Linked DNA regions of Homo sapiens: all the other regions are linked to region 3. A link is an interaction called in ENCODE POLR2A ChIA-PET data of the cell type or tissue named here. Cell type or tissue: CD4-positive, alpha-beta T cell. All regions are shown on one strand. Region 1 holds the start of ZBTB9 (zinc finger and BTB domain containing 9). Region 2 has its middle 15 kb from the start of SMIM40. Region 3 overlaps BRD2 (bromodomain containing 2).

The links. Peaks named below come from ENCODE experiments on the same cell type or tissue, not always from the same donor. Only the 100,000 strongest peaks of a DNase experiment are listed, where the experiment ranks them.
Region 1: POLR2A ChIA-PET joins it to region 3 with 10 read pairs; 5 of 35 experiments call an interaction of 5 or more read pairs at or near these places.
Region 2: POLR2A ChIA-PET joins it to region 3 with 33 read pairs; 8 of 35 experiments call an interaction of 5 or more read pairs at or near these places.

What each region holds. Positions count from the first base shown.
Region 1 is chr6:33,452,513-33,457,512 of GRCh38, forward strand. It overlaps SYNGAP1 (synaptic Ras GTPase activating protein 1), which reads left to right. Exons shown (of 19, transcript NM_006772.3): 19 at 1-1,177. It overlaps ZBTB9 (zinc finger and BTB domain containing 9), which reads left to right and starts at 2,064. Exons shown (of 2, transcript NM_152735.4): 1 at 2,064-2,263; 2 at 2,518-5,000. The coding sequence starts at 2,589. The coding sequence ends at 4,010. SYNGAP1-AS1 (SYNGAP1 antisense RNA 1) reads right to left here and starts at 1,893. Exons shown (of 3, transcript NR_174954.1): 1 at 1,758-1,893. In CD4-positive, alpha-beta T cell, no CTCF peak of the experiment used is centred here; a DNase peak (open chromatin) is centred at 1,969; H3K4me3 peaks cover 2,446 bases; H3K27ac peaks cover 2,065 bases.
Region 2 is chr6:33,341,506-33,346,505 of GRCh38, forward strand. No RefSeq gene overlaps it. Among named protein-coding and RNA genes, the nearest start is that of SMIM40, 15 kb to the left of the region's middle. In CD4-positive, alpha-beta T cell, a CTCF peak has its summit at 3,900; DNase peaks (open chromatin) are centred at 2,536, 3,006, 3,366 and 3,926; H3K4me3 peaks cover 1,293 bases; H3K27ac peaks cover 2,200 bases.
Region 3 is chr6:32,969,044-32,974,043 of GRCh38, forward strand. It overlaps BRD2 (bromodomain containing 2), which reads left to right. Exons shown (of 13, transcript NM_005104.4): 1 at 1-13; 2 at 2,552-3,884. The coding sequence starts at 3,856. Among named protein-coding and RNA genes, the nearest start is that of BRD2, 3.0 kb to the left of the region's middle. RefSeq lists enhancers at 466-1,665, 784-1,322, 3,134-3,742. In CD4-positive, alpha-beta T cell, a CTCF peak has its summit at 1,192 (motif pointing right); DNase peaks (open chromatin) are centred at 1,778, 2,618, 2,988, 4,288 and 3 weaker places; H3K4me3 peaks cover 5,000 bases; H3K27ac peaks cover 4,850 bases.

The sequences.
Region 1 (5,000 bases), 480 kb after region 3:
GGGGTGGAGGGGGCCACCGGGGCAGGGAGGGGGCGGCAAGGGGGGAATGGGAGTTGTCTCCCCTTCTCCCCACACCTGATCTGCTCTCGGCTGGTCCCAGAGCGGGGTGAGGGGGCTTATGCCCCCCCCTCCCCCAGTGTGTTGGGTGGGGTGGAATTGAGGTTAGGGTGAGGGGTCAGGGTTTAGGAGGGTGTGTATGTTGGGAGGACAGGCTAGTTGATCTGTCCTACTCTGACACACAGTCCCCTCTGCCCCTTCCTTCTCTCTTCTTGGTCTCTACTCCCAGGGGGAGGGGGGAACTTACTCTAGGAAAAGCCATGTCTCTCTCCCCCAGGGTGGGGGGACCTGTGTTGGAGGAGGGGTGTTGGGGGGCCCCCTTCCATGACTCTGTCCCCTGGGGGAGGTAGGACAGGGCTGGGCTTCCCTCTCATCCTCCCCCTCCCAATCTCCTTCCACCTCCCTCCCTCCCGCCAGCTCCACGATTTTTCGGTGTTTCTCTGTACATAGTTTTCTGGCGGGATAGGGGAGGTAGGATGGATGGGGTTTGGGGTGGGTAGGCCATGGGAGGGGAGAAGCCCCTCCTTGGCACCCCCTCTTCCCTGACTGCTGTCCCCTACCCAGCCTTGCCCCCTTCATCCTTTTGCGTTTGGTATTGAGACTCTCCTAGACTCTACTCCTCTTTCTTTTGTATGGACAGTTCCCCTTCAGTCCCATCCCCCTACACATACACCCAGCCGGGGCCAAATTTATACTTATATAAAAGTTGTAAATATGTGAAATTTTATCCCTGTGCCCTTTCCCCACCTCAGGCCCTACCCCTGGACCCTCCCCAACCTTCCTTCTCTCTTCTTTGGCTGTTGTAATTATCTGGGGTTTGTACTGTACATATCCGGGGTGTGTGTGTGTGGGCTGGGGGCAACCCTTCTGTACAGAGCTTCCTGGCCCCCTCCCCCCCCGCCCCTCTGCTTCCCTCCCCACCCACCACCTCAAGGGTAGGGAGTTGCTCTTCCTACCTGTTTTATTTTGTTTTCTCGTTCTCCCTCCCCACCCCACTCCCAGCCTTATCTATCCCCCCTCACTGTCCCCTTTTCTCCACTCCCAGCCCCATTTCCTTTTTTTCTGGAGTGTGTGGTGAAACAGAAAAAAACATGTTTAATAAACGGAGATTGTTCTTTTATCGCTGTGCCGACTTTCTTAGGCAGGGCTCTCCAGACCTGTACGGTGGTAAGATCTGCTTTCTGAAAGGAAGCTGACAGCCTGAGAGGAAAACCGTATATCCCCACCTGATGCCACACTCTCCTCATAGAATGTCACTCTCCCCTCCCAATGAGATTTTTTATATTTTAGAGCAGGAGTTTTGCACCGGCCAAACTTCTCCAATCTAACTCTCCCCTCACCACTGTGTCACTTAGTCCGAGGCCAGGAACAGCGGCGTTATCTGATAAAAGAGTTCATGTATATATCCACATTTATCTCTTTTAAAAATTACCTAGAAATAAGGTTTCTTTAATTGCTGGTTAAAATGCTCCCGTGCAGAAAACAGGAAAGAACCTGCCTGGTTCCTTAGCAAATCTGAGTTCCAGTCCCAGGTCCACTACTATTAGCTGAGTGACGCTTCCAGCCCGTTTCCCCCGCCTGGAAACTGAGGACGGCAACCCCCACCCTCGCAGGGCCGGTGGGAAGACACAAAGTGATGTGGGCAAGTGCCAGGCCCACATGGTAAGTACCCAACTAATCTCGCCCCTCTCAGGACCTACCGGGGGCGGGTGCTACACTTAATCACCGGGAAACGCAGCTTTCCGGGGCGGCTGACGGCCCACCCCCTCCGACCGGGCTGTTCTCTCCCGGGCCCTGCCTCTCGGTCCTCTGCAGCGGGGAGGACTTCAGCAGCTCCCCGGGACGCCCGTTGCGAGGACACCCTGGGCCTGTGCCCTCCTACTAGCACCGCCCTCCTCGTCTGCAGTAGCCAATCAACACGAGGCTTGTAGGCTGCCGTTCCTCGATTGGCTACGGCTCTAGCTCCGCCCGCCGCACTTGGCGACGGTGTCCGGCGGGGAGGCGGCGGCTTCCGGTCTGGGACGGAGCTGTAGCGGCACTGTAACTGCGAGGGCAGCGCCGCGTGTGTAACGGCGGGGGCGTGTCGGCGGGAAGGACAATCGGGCCGGGACTCGCGGTGTCCGGGTGACCGCGGCTTCCCGGGAGCAGACCTCTGTGGGCACTGTGAGGCGGAACGGAGCGGCGGGGCAGGAGCTGTTCTGGGCAGGTGAAGGCAGGCTGGTGGCTGAAGGACCTCCTTCTTATCTTCCACAGGGGCTGGAAGTTAAAACCCCTGTTGGTGTTTAGTGGTGGTGGTTGTTGTTGTTGTTTGTTTTTGCTTTCTTGGTGTGCGGGACTGATTTGCAGAAACCGCCACTGACTTAAAAGTTTCCAGTTATTGCTCGTGGGGAGGGGGTTGTTTGAGAAGATGTGGCTCCCTTTATCCAGGGCTTCTGTGACCTCCATCTTTTTCCTCTGCAGCCTTCATCCCGCGTGGAGTCTACCCCCAAGCCCTTCTCCTCTTCCCAATTCTTGTCACCTTCGAGGAGGCCATGGAAACCCCAACACCTTTGCCGCCTGTACCCGCCTCCCCGACCTGCAACCCAGCCCCACGGACAATCCAGATCGAGTTCCCACAGCATAGCTCGTCTCTGCTGGAATCTCTGAACCGCCACAGGCTAGAGGGAAAGTTCTGTGATGTGTCCCTCCTGGTGCAGGGCCGGGAACTTAGGGCTCATAAAGCAGTGTTAGCTGCTGCCTCTCCTTACTTCCATGACAAGCTGCTTCTGGGGGATGCGCCTCGTCTCACTCTACCGAGTGTCATTGAAGCCGATGCCTTCGAGGGGCTGCTCCAGCTCATTTATTCAGGGCGTCTCCGCCTGCCACTGGATGCTCTTCCTGCTCATCTCCTTGTGGCCAGTGGCCTTCAAATGTGGCAGGTAGTAGATCAGTGCTCAGAAATTCTTAGAGAATTAGAAACTTCAGGTGGTGGAATTTCAGCCCGTGGAGGAAACTCCTACCATGCCCTTCTTTCCACTACATCCTCTACAGGAGGCTGGTGCATTCGCTCTTCGCCTTTCCAGACCCCAGTACAGTCCTCTGCTTCTACTGAAAGCCCTGCTTCCACTGAGAGCCCTGTGGGAGGGGAGGGAAGTGAACTGGGAGAAGTGCTGCAAATTCAGGTGGAAGAAGAAGAGGAGGAGGAGGAAGATGATGATGATGAGGACCAGGGGTCAGCCACACTCTCTCAGACTCCTCAGCCCCAGAGAGTATCAGGGGTTTTTCCCCGTCCTCATGGACCCCACCCACTGCCCATGACTGCTACTCCCCGAAAGCTTCCAGAGGGTGAGAGTGCACCACTTGAGCTTCCTGCCCCTCCTGCACTGCCCCCCAAAATCTTCTACATTAAGCAGGAACCCTTCGAGCCTAAGGAGGAGATATCAGGAAGCGGAACTCAGCCTGGAGGAGCAAAGGAGGAAACCAAAGTGTTTTCTGGAGGGGACACTGAAGGGAATGGGGAGCTAGGGTTCTTGTTGCCTTCAGGGCCAGGGCCAACATCTGGGGGAGGGGGTCCATCCTGGAAACCAGTGGATCTTCATGGGAATGAAATCCTGTCAGGGGGTGGAGGACCTGGGGGAGCAGGCCAGGCCGTGCATGGGCCTGTGAAGCTAGGGGGGACACCCCCTGCAGATGGAAAACGCTTTGGTTGCCTGTGTGGGAAGCGGTTTGCAGTGAAGCCAAAGCGTGACCGGCACATCATGCTGACCTTCAGCCTTCGGCCTTTTGGCTGTGGCATCTGCAACAAGCGCTTCAAGCTGAAGCACCATCTGACAGAGCACATGAAGACCCATGCTGGAGCCCTGCATGCCTGTCCCCACTGTGGCCGTCGGTTCCGAGTCCATGCCTGTTTTCTCCGCCACCGGGACCTATGCAAGGGCCAGGGCTGGGCCACTGCCCACTGGACTTACAAGTGACTGCTGAGGCTATACACTAGCTTCTAGAACAAGATAACCACTGCTGCTGATGGATACTTTTCCCTCACTGCCATGGCACACCAGTCATGGATCTTGTAATCATGCCAAGAGAATAGATACATTATGGACCTCTTGTTCTTAGATATGGGCCTCTCAGCCTGGCAGATGTGGAAACTCAAATTTCTCGTCCCACTCCAGGTTTTGGCTAGCCAACCCTGCAGGAAAGTGGTTTATAGGCCATTCATACTTAAGTTGATCACTTGCCCATGGTGGACATTTTTGTGGTGGTGATGTCCATTAAGGAAACCAGATTTTCAATTATTTAGTGAGAGAAGAGTTAGAGCAAAAGACAGTGGTAAATGTTTTATTCCGTCTCCATGAGGAATTGAAGGAGTTGGTCTCCACCTAGAGATACATTTGATTTACAGCTTAAGTAATTCAGAGGCTAAGCTCTAAGCTTTTTTCTCTCATTGCTGGAATGATTTAAGCAGAAGTCCTTTTGTGTACTTTTAAAATTGTATCTTTCCAGGAGCCCCTCAGATTGTACCTTGCTTTCTCACCAATAGACACCTTCCCGACACTTTTTTAATGTTGTAGCTGAGCACTTTAACAAGTTGAGCATTCCATGTTTCATTCTTAGAACCTTCTTTAATAGAGGGTCTTCCCTCAACAGCCTGTGCCTCTGGTCTACCTTTGACCACCACTGATAACTAATATATTGGTCACAATGACTGGAATGTGACTAGTGATCTCAGGAGATGGCACTGTCCTAAAGTGCTGTCAGGGTGGCACCACTGCTCTCTGAACAACTTACCTTGGTCAGAGGGACTCAGGTTTGGGACAGCACAAGCTGAAGGCTGGAGAGTAACTTGCATAGTAGGACCATACCTCTTCCTTTCCCATCCCACCCACATATGATAGACAGCCCCTCTGTTGAGATATGGAGGGGACAGATACTGGAATCGGGGGTGGGACTTGCAGTTACTTAAA
Region 2 (5,000 bases), 370 kb after region 3:
GGCTAAGGCAGGAGAATTGCTTGAACTTCGGAGATTTTGCAGTGAGCCAAGATTGGGCCACTTGCACTCCAGCCTGGGTGACAAAGCAAGACTTCCTCTCAAAAAAAAGAAATCCATGGCCGGGCGCAGTGGCTCACGCCTGTAATCCCAGCACTTTGGGAGGCCGAGATGGGTGGATCACGAGGTCAGGAGATCTAGACCATCCCGGCTAACATGGTGAAACCCCATTTCCACTAAAAATACAAAAAATTAGCCAGGCATGGTGGCGGGCACCTCTAGTCCCAGCTACTTGGGAGGCTGAGGCAAGAGAATGGTGTGAATCCGGGAGGCGGAGCTTGCAGTGAGCCGAGATTGTGCCACTGCACTCCAGCCTGGACAACAGGGAGAGACTCTGTCAAAAAAAAAAAAAAAAAAAGAAATCTCAAAAAAGAAAGAAAAATGGCCAGGCACAGTGGCTCATGCCTGTAATCCCAGCAGTTTGGGAGGCTGAGGTGGGCACATCAACTTAGGTCAGGAGTTCGAGACTAGCATGATCAACATGGTGAACTCTGTCTCTACTAAAAATACAAAATTAGCCTGATGTAGTGGCACATGCCTCTAGTCCCAGCTACTCAGGAGGCTGAGACAGGAGAATCACTTGACAGGAGGCAGAGGTTCTGGTGAGCTGAGATCACACCATTGCACTCCAACCTGGGCAACAAGAGTGAAACCCCAGTTTAAAAAAAAAAGGAAAAAAAAAGAAAAAAAAAAAACCACGGTAGCGTGCACCTGTGTTTCCAGCTATTCAGGAGGCTGAGGCAGGAGGATCATCTGACCTGGAGGTCAAGGCTGCAGTGAGCCATGATCACACCACTGCACTCCAGCTTGGGCAACATAGTGAGACTCTGTCACGAAGCCTGCAGTGCAGTGACGAGATCTTGGCTCACTGCAATCTCTGCATCTCAGGTTCAAATGATTCTCTGCCTCAGCCTCCCAAGTAGCTGGGATTTACTGGCATTTGCCACCATGCCTGGCTAGTTTTTGAATTTTTTTAGTAGAGACAGTGTTTTGCCATGTTGGCCAGGCTGGTCTGTACCTAATTTTGTATTTATACTTTTGGTTTTTTTTTTTTTTTTGAGACGGAGTCTCGTTCTGTTGCCCTGGCTGGAGTGCAGTGGCGTGATCTCAGCTCACTGCAACCTCCGCCTCCTGGGTTCAAGCGATTCTCCTGCCTCAGCCTCCTGAGTAACTGGGATTATAGGCACTCACCACCGTGCCTGGCTAATTTTTATATTTTTTTTTAGTAAAGATGGGGTTTGGCCATGTTGGCCAAGCTGGTCTCAAACTCCTGACTTCAGGTGATCTGCCCACCTCGGCCTCCCAAAGTGCTGGGATACTTTTGGTATTCTTTCTCTTAAAACAGGTATCCAAAATTGTACACGTGTCAGCCTCCCACCAACCTACATCTGCTGCACTTGCAGAGATAGAGTCTATATATATAAGCATGTATTAATATATATAAGTGTATATGTATAAATGTATACATACATATAAATACATGATCACTACTCTTTTCCTTGCTTTTCCTCACTTAATACCTTGAAATCAAACAGAGAGGTGCTTCCTTCTTTTTTTTTTTCGGAGTCGGAGTCTTGTTCTGTTGCCCAGGCTGGAGTGCAGTGGCCCAATCTCGGCTCACTGCAACCTTCACCTCACAGGTTTAAGTTTTTCTTCTGCCTCAGCCTCCCAAGTAACTTGGACTACAGGCGCACACCACCATGCCTGGCTAATTTTTGTATTTTTAGTAGAGATGGGGTTTCACCATATTGGCCAGGCTGGTCTCGAACTCCTGACCTCATGATCCTTCTGACTTGGCCTCCCAAAGTGCTGAGATTACAGGCTTGAGCCACCACGCCCAGCCTCTTTTTTTTTTTTTTTTTTTAAATTTAATTTAATGGAGATGAGTTCTCTCAATATGTTACCCAGAGTAGTCTCAAATTCTTGGGCTCAAGTGATCCACCTACCTTGGCCTCCCAAAGTGCTGGGATTATAGGAGTGAGCCACCGCACCCGACCCCTTGTTTGTTATAGTGCTCCCTTGACTCTCAAAAATGTCCAGTGTAGGCCAGGCGTGGTGGTTCACACCTATAATCCCAGCACTTTGGGAGGCCAAGGCAGGTGGATCACTTGAGGTCAGGAGTTTAAGACTTGCCGGGCTAACATGGTAAAACCCTGTCTACAAAAAATACAAAAATTAGCTGTGCGTGGTGGTGCGCACCTGTAATCCCAGCTACTCAGGAGGCTGACTGAGGCAGGAAGACTGCTTGAACCTGGGAGGCAGAGGCGGAGGTTGTAGTGAGCTGAGATTGTGCCACCGCACTCTAGAGCAAGACTCCATCTCAAAAAAAAAATGTCTAGTGTAAATGTATGTTCTTTGAAGTAGAATTGCTAGGTCAAAGAATACGTAAATACTTGATTTGGGTAGATATTTTTAAAATGCTTTCTGTAGAAGCCGCACCAGTGTACCTTCCTTCCTGTCGGCAATGTGTGACAGTACCAGTTTCCTTTCCCCACCCCATCAGCTGAGTGTGTTATCAAACTTTTTTTTTTTTTTTTTTTTTGAGACAGAGTCTCTCTCCATCGCTCAGCCTGGAGTGCAGTGGCATGATCTCGGCTCAATGCAACCTCCACCTCCTAGGTTCAAGCCATTCTCATGCCTCAGCCAATAGCTGTGATTACAGGTGCATGCCACCACCGGCTGATTTCTGTATTTTTAGTAGAGACAGGGTTTTGCCATGTTTTTTTGTTTGTTTTGAGACAGGATCTTTCTCTGTTGCCCAGGCTAGAGTGCAGTGGCATGAACATGGATGGTTCACTGCAGCCTCGACCTCCTGGGTTCAAGTGATCCTTTTGTCTCAGCCTCCCAAGTAGCTGGGATTCCAGGTGGGAGCCACCATGCCCTCCTAAACTCTACCTTTTGGTGAGAGTGACTAGCCACCAAGGCACACTGTAAAGGCCTCAGATAACAGGAAGTGGTAGAGAACTGCAGCCAATCTAACACCTAGACAAATTCAAGGTGGGACCTATCAGGTACTATGCTTGTTACTTGGGTGATTAAATTACCTGTACACCAAAGCCCCATGACACACACTTTACCTATATAAGGAACCTACACATGTACCCCTGAACCTAAAGTAAAAGTTAAAAAATAAAATAATATAATTCAAAGTTTGGGCTACAGAGTATAAGTGAGAGATATTCAGCTACTGGGAGTTTATAAAAGACACACAAACATCGCACAAGAGCAAAAGTCAATTTGAACATCCACCACAGCCAGAGGAAACCAAAACCACTTCCAGTGTATGGCCGTCAGGTAAAGCATTTTGTCCCCCTCACCTCCTCTGCTTCTGGCTGTGAGGGAGAGGGTGGAGAGTCAGACACAGGAAGGCAAGAAAGAAATTCTTGAGGAAGCCAGCCACTCTGCCAGTTTCACACTGGCAGCTTCCCATGTCAAACCACTCAGTCGGAGCTGGCCGAGAGAAAAAACGTAATTCAGAATGATGCTTGGAGGATTTTTTTTTTTGTTCCAAGGATTGAGCAGGTATGCTCTGTGGCCTGCCTGAGTTATCTTTCATGGGCAATGGAAGAACTAGCCCCACACAACATATTTAAAGGGGTGGGGACACTTGAGTGTGGGGGGTGCACAGCAACATATTCAAGCTTATGTACATGGCATCTGAGGTCGGGGCATGGAAGAATACTGAGGCACTGTGTGTATGTTATTTGTGCGTGAGAATGAAATTCCTTGACCCTGAAAACAGGACAGGGAGTGGAGTGTGTGGTGTGATAAGGAACGCTGAAAACAGCCTCCTGAGAATGCGGTTTGAGTGCTTTTACGAGGCCGCAGGTGTCTCACGACCCGACCTCAAAAAGCCATCTAGTGGATGTTTGTGGTTTAACAAGCACTTTCAATAAATACTTGGCAGACGGATGCTGGGGCGGGTTCTCTTAGAAGAAATGCCCCCCCCATTCCCCCGGCCCCACTCAGCTGGAATTGTCTAAGAACTCATTCTTGGCGTTCACTGCAAGCTATAAACTCTGCAAGTGGTGCACCCGACGTGATCGCCTTGAAGTTATGCGTGAAAGGAGGAGAGCTCATCAATTTTAAGAAAATCCCGGTAAGGGACAGTCCTGACTACCATCAGGTGGACAGGACCCACGCGAAAAATACCAGGGGTTCGGTTATCATGGGTCAGGAAATGAACAAAGAATAATTTTTTTTTTTTTTTGAGATGGAGTCTCACTCTGTCGCCCAGGCTGGAGTGCAGTAGCGTGATCCCGGCTCACTGCAACCTCCACCTCCCTGGTTCAAGCTATTCTCCTGCCTCAGCCTCCTGAATAGCTGGGATTACAGGTGCACGTCACCCCACAACAGGACTTAATTAACCTTGCCTTCAAGGTGTACAATAATAGAGAAAAGTTACAATTACTTGCCTCTGCTGTGAGACAAAACCCAGCTGCACCTCCAGCACACGAGAACTTCAAAATGCCTAAGCCGCACATGCCTAAACCGCAGTGGTCAAGCATTCCTACAGGACCTTCTTCATCAGGATCTTGCTTCAAGTGCCAGAAATCTGGCCACTGGGCCAAGAAATGCCCACAGCCCGGGATTCCTCCTAAGCCGTGTCCCATCTGTGCAGGACCCCACTGAAAATCAGACTGTCCCACTCGCCTCGCAGTCACTCCCAGAGCTCTGGGATCTCTGGCCCAAGACTCTCTGACTGACTCCTTCCCAGATCTTCTCAGCTTAGCGGCTGAAGACTGATGCTGTCTGATCACCTTCGAAGCCTCCCGGGCCATCACGGACACTTTGGGTAACTCTTACAGTGGAGGGTAAGTCACCCTTCTTAATCAATATGGAGGCTACCAACTCCACATTACCTTCTTTTCAAAGGCCTATTTCCTTTGCCTCCATAACTGTTGTGGGTATTCATGGCCAGGCTTCTAAACCTCTTAAAACTC
Region 3 (5,000 bases):
CTTTAGGATCCAGGTGAGAAGGGGCCCTTGTGGGGCGGAGATGTCAGTCAAGTGCTTAACCAATGGTGGGGAGTCCGGGAGGGGGATTCTTGGGGTTCAGGAAAGAATCCTGAGAGTGGGAAGATTTGTCCTTCAAACCTTTTACAGCCAATGGGAGCGTGGAGGGGGGGCGAGCGGGAGAGGGCCATGGGGGGGGAGGGGAATGGCCAGCCTCATGCCTCCGTACCCATTGGAGGGCAAAGGGGTTAGGGGGCGGTGTGGCCCCCCCTATTCCATTCGTCCCCTGGGGGTACAGCAGCCGGGAGCCAGGTGAGAAGGGATCCATCGGCGGCCGAGGGAGGGGTGACCTGGCGGTGGGCTGAGGAGTGGTGGCTGTGGCCCCTACCCGTGGATGTGAATGCTTTAGGAGTTGGCCACCCATGTTGTGAACTGAGGTTGTTCCCAGGCGCCAACTTCCTTTCTCCCCAGAGCCTCTGGAGGGAGCATTGCTGTGCGCCCTTTGTGTCCGCGGTAGGGGAGCTCCAGTCGTCACACCGCAGGCTGGAGGTTACGCTTCGAGTCGCTTACCGAATTTGTGTGCATTCACGTGGACACGGCCTGTGGGGCCTTTTGCCCCTGTAGGGTCTTTACTGAGCACGTGTCTACTCCAGGCTGGGGTGCTTACAAGCTGAAAGCTTGAGGTCTGCTTAGGAACAGAAACCAGGCCCAAGGTGGGTGCTGGCAGTAGGGGGTCTAGACAGCATGGTCTGAGATGCGAGGGAGGCTCGGGACCTGGAATGATTTCACAGCTCCCAAGGTTTCGGGTTTCTCCAGGGTGGCCTCTTCCATCGCCTCCCTCATCCCCTCCCCCAGTCCTGAACAGTTCTCTCCTTGTGTACTGCGGGGGAGGGAACGGAAAGGAGGAAAGAGTTACTTTCCCAAATTACTGAGTAGCAGTAGCCTCCCTGGTGACTCATGTGGGGGAAGGGAGGATAGAGGATCGGGAGGCAGTGATTTTCCGGAATGCAGGGAATAAACGAGAGCAATGTCTGGCTGCCCTTTTCCTAAGGCCTAGTATTTTCTCAGCCTCCTAAGTTTTTATTCCATGGCCGGCCCCCTGATGGGCCTCTGTCCTGGCCTGCAGAGCCCCGGTGGAGAAAAGCAGATTTGGGAGGTTGGGCCGCTAGGGGGAGGGGAAAAGGCCTCTGCAAAGTTGCTGTGTCATTGCCCTCCATGCTGCAGCCACCCAAACGGGGCCGCTTGTACTTTTGGGGGCCAGGGCCTGATCCCTGGCTGGGGGAAGGGGACTCTGCTCTCCTGACGCTCATTTTCCCCCGCCCTCCCGGGGTTTGCCCTACTCGGGGGGTCAGAAGACAGGAGATTGGCGGCCATTTTAGACGCAGTAACCGAGGTTGGAGTTGAAGGGCTACTGCAGAGGAGGGAGGGTGGCGTGGTTGCAGCTCAAGGACCTAGGCCCTTACGAGCCCTTCCGGGGCGAGGGGGAATCTTACCGTATATTTGTTCACCTACGTTGATTATTTTTCCCAGATACGTACACAAGTTTGTTTTCTCCCTGGTAGCGAAGAAAGGGGAAACGGGGGAGGGGACGCCCCACCAAAGCCCAGGTTTTCTCGGGTGGGGGAGATCCTTTCACTCTCTTGTAAGGGGGCGGGGACGGCCCCAGAGATGCTCTGGAGATCCTGACTCTGGGCTCTGGTTGATTCACAGAGTCTGCACCCTTATTTAGATAACCAAGTTAGGAGGAAGACTTAAGAGTAAGTTGGGGGGAGGGGGCGAAACTGAGCTCCCAAAATGGCTCCTGCCCCTCCTCGGAGGCGGACGGCCGGGGGGAGGGGAGGAGGGGAGGAGGGGGAGGGCTAGTCTGAGCCGCAGCCGCCGCCTCCTCCGCTCGCCCTCCTCCCTGGCGCTGACCGATGGACCAGCCGCTCCGTGGGGAGGACTCCGGACCCTGGTGGGGGGGCGGGGGGGTTCTTTCGCCCCCGTGGCGGAGGGCCCCTGAGAGGCGGATACGGGTGTGCCTTTGGGGGTGATGTGGCGTGTGGGGGGAAAGGTCCGAGCTCGCCTGGAGGGGGAGGGTTTTTCCCTTAAGTCATCCCTCCCAGGACTTGCTTTTTCTGCTCTGAGCCGGACGCCGGAATGGAGTTTGAGGAAGAGGTGAGGTGTGTTGCATTGTATAGGGTAGATGGATGCGTTTGGAGATTTTAATCCCACTTTTAGGGTTGCCGAGGATTTTTCGAACGAGCAGAAATGTATTGGTAACTGTAGGTGTGAGTGGGGAGGGATTAGAAAGGTGCTTGGACGTGCAAATTTGGGAGACGTATTTTAGCTTTTGTGGTCTTTGGGACTAAACAGTAGTAAATAATGTTTTGCTCGTCTTTCCATCGTTTGGCTTGAGGGAGGGAGTGGAGTATTATAAGACTCTGGCAACACTGTTTTAGACTGTGGGGCATGGGAACGTTAGATCCCCTCATCGCCGTTCTGAAGCCCGTAGCTGTTCGCCATAGAGGAGCAGGCCGCGGCTTCTAAGATGGCGTCTTTTTCCTCGTTTCAGATTCTTCGCTGCTGCTGCCTTACCGCCGAGAACCACCACCCGCCAGGCGTCTTGCGGCCACACCCCTGGCGGGTTCAGGCAGGCTACGCCCACGCGACCCCTCCCGTTTCCCTGCTTTGGCCAATGGAGGAGCTACGAATGGCACGACCTGCTCGAGCTTGGCAGTCTCCAGTTGGGCTGTGCATGGAAGCTTGGGAAGACTTTGTTGGAAGGGGAGGCGGGGAGAGAGTGCTGGAGGCTCTGGGGCGATGGCTTCCGCACCTCTTCCAACCACCCTCTTTCCCTGGAGTCGGCGGACCACAGCTCAGCCAATTGGCTTGGAGATGTGGCGGGTTGCCACTTCCCTGTGGGTCTCTGCGGCACTCTTCTGCCTGGTGACTGACACCTTGGAAATGAAGTTTATGACGTCATCGTTGCGGCTGGCCAATAGAAAAAGCTCCCGCGGAGAGGTGTTCCTTCCCCTTCGACTCAGCTTCTTCACCCGCGTGAGCGAGCGCGCGCGCGCGGAGGGGGTGGGGAAAAGCTCAAGCAGGGTGGCGCGCATGAGCGGCGAAGCTCCTCCTCCCCGCCTATATATAAAGGGCTGGCGCGGGGCTCGGCGGCGCCATTTCGTGCTGGAGTGGAGCAGCCTCTAGAACGAGCTGGAGGATTCTGCCTACCGATACAGAGCCTTCGAGTCGTCCGGGGCCGCCATTACAATCCACCTCCATCCGCTTGGAAATGGCCTTCGTCCCGGCCTATGACTGGTCCCAGCGGGCAGTACAGACCCCCTAGAAGCCCCTGGAGCTCCCCTTTTTCGGGCCCCGCCCAATCCTCGGAGTCTGTCCACCCCCTCTACTCCGCCCTCAAGAGGATTTCAAAGATGGAGGCGGCGGCTCCCTAAACCACTTTTCGTGTTCATCCGCCTCCATCCGAGATCGAAACGGGACCTCGTCGGCCCCGTAGGGGCCCGACAAGAAGAGGGAATCCCTGCAGACCAACAGCGGGCTATATTGACGACGGTGTCTGAGATCGGGGACCGTCTTTTGAAGAGTCAGTCCCTCCTTAGTTGCCCGCCTCAGCTGAGGCCGCCGCCATTTTCTTGCTGTCCGCCGTCTGCAGAGCGCGCCAAGCTGCCCGGAGCTCTCCGAGAGGCCCCAAAGAGACTGCTTTCGTGCCGGCCAGGCAGGGGGTTTGTCGCCTGGAGGCCCAAGAGGAACGGCCTCCCCCCAACTTAGCGGGTTATGCTGGACCGGGCGGTGAGGGGAACCGAGGCCACCCGGACTTTCCGCGGCTGAGGGCAGCGCCGGTTCCTTGCGGTCAAGATGCTGCAAAACGTGACTCCCCACAATAAGTACGTTTCCGCGAGCCGCGTGTGGGAAGGGGATGTTGCAGGGCGGCGGCACAGGGGTGTGGGGCGCCGTGTTGGGAGTACTGAGCGGCCCCGGCGCGCTGCTGTTGCGGCGCAGCTGTCGACTCGGTCGCGCGGAGGGAATTGAGCGACGGTTTTGGAACGGTGGTGGCGGCTCGGCTACTGCTCGTGGAGGGGAATACAGGTTGTCAATTTATACGCTATTAATGCCGCCGTGGCCCAGTCTTAACCGAGTCAGGCAGAGCTAGTTTGACGGTGGAGTGGAGTGAGGTTGAACAGCAGGTTTGGCGTTTGGTGGGTCTGGTATCTAGCGGCGGTCTGTTAGCCTTTTAGGGGGGATTCACGGACACCTCTAGCGCCCTGTAGGGTTGCCATGGTGACGGAGCGCTTAAGGGACTGGCAACGGGGATTCCCAGAGAAGGGTAAAGGGATCACTCTCCCGTGTGTGCAGGTTCCTAATGCCCAGGGTATGTCATTAAATCTTTTGCTTTCTTTGGGTGGGTGGGTTGTGTGTGGTGTTTGTTGGTGCAGGGATTGTTTTTTCCTAACATTAAAAGTTTGATTCAGGGCAGGAGGGTAGAGCTAAGGTTCCTAGTTCAGCTCTGCGATGTAAACAATGAGATTCCCATATGATGTTTTAATTCTTAGGTGGTAGGAAAGACTGATCGGAGGAGCACCAGAGGGACTGTAAATGAACCACTGTTAGCGTTTGGTGTCCGGAGTTGGTGCTACAGGGGGAACTGGTAGTGGAATCGTGTTGTGTAGTGGGTGGGTGGAAGGGGGCTATCACTTGGTGACCTTGACTGTTTTGTACGGCTTTTTGACTTCCTTGGAGTGAGGAGACTCTGATTTGGTGCGAATAATTTTGAGGGCCTGGAAGTTACGGGCTGTGAAGTCTGACAAATTCTTCCTTGTCTGAATTTGTTTTTAAGTTGATATGGTTCTTCCTCTGGGTTTCTAGTCTATGTTCTGTTGTGGCGTGAACTACCCAGACCTTGTGGAAGATGGTGCTCTCTCTTCTATCTAGGTGGATTATTCTGTGTCTTATCAGCATTTTATGGAATTTTTTATAGCCATAATTTGTTCTTTTCCTCCTTA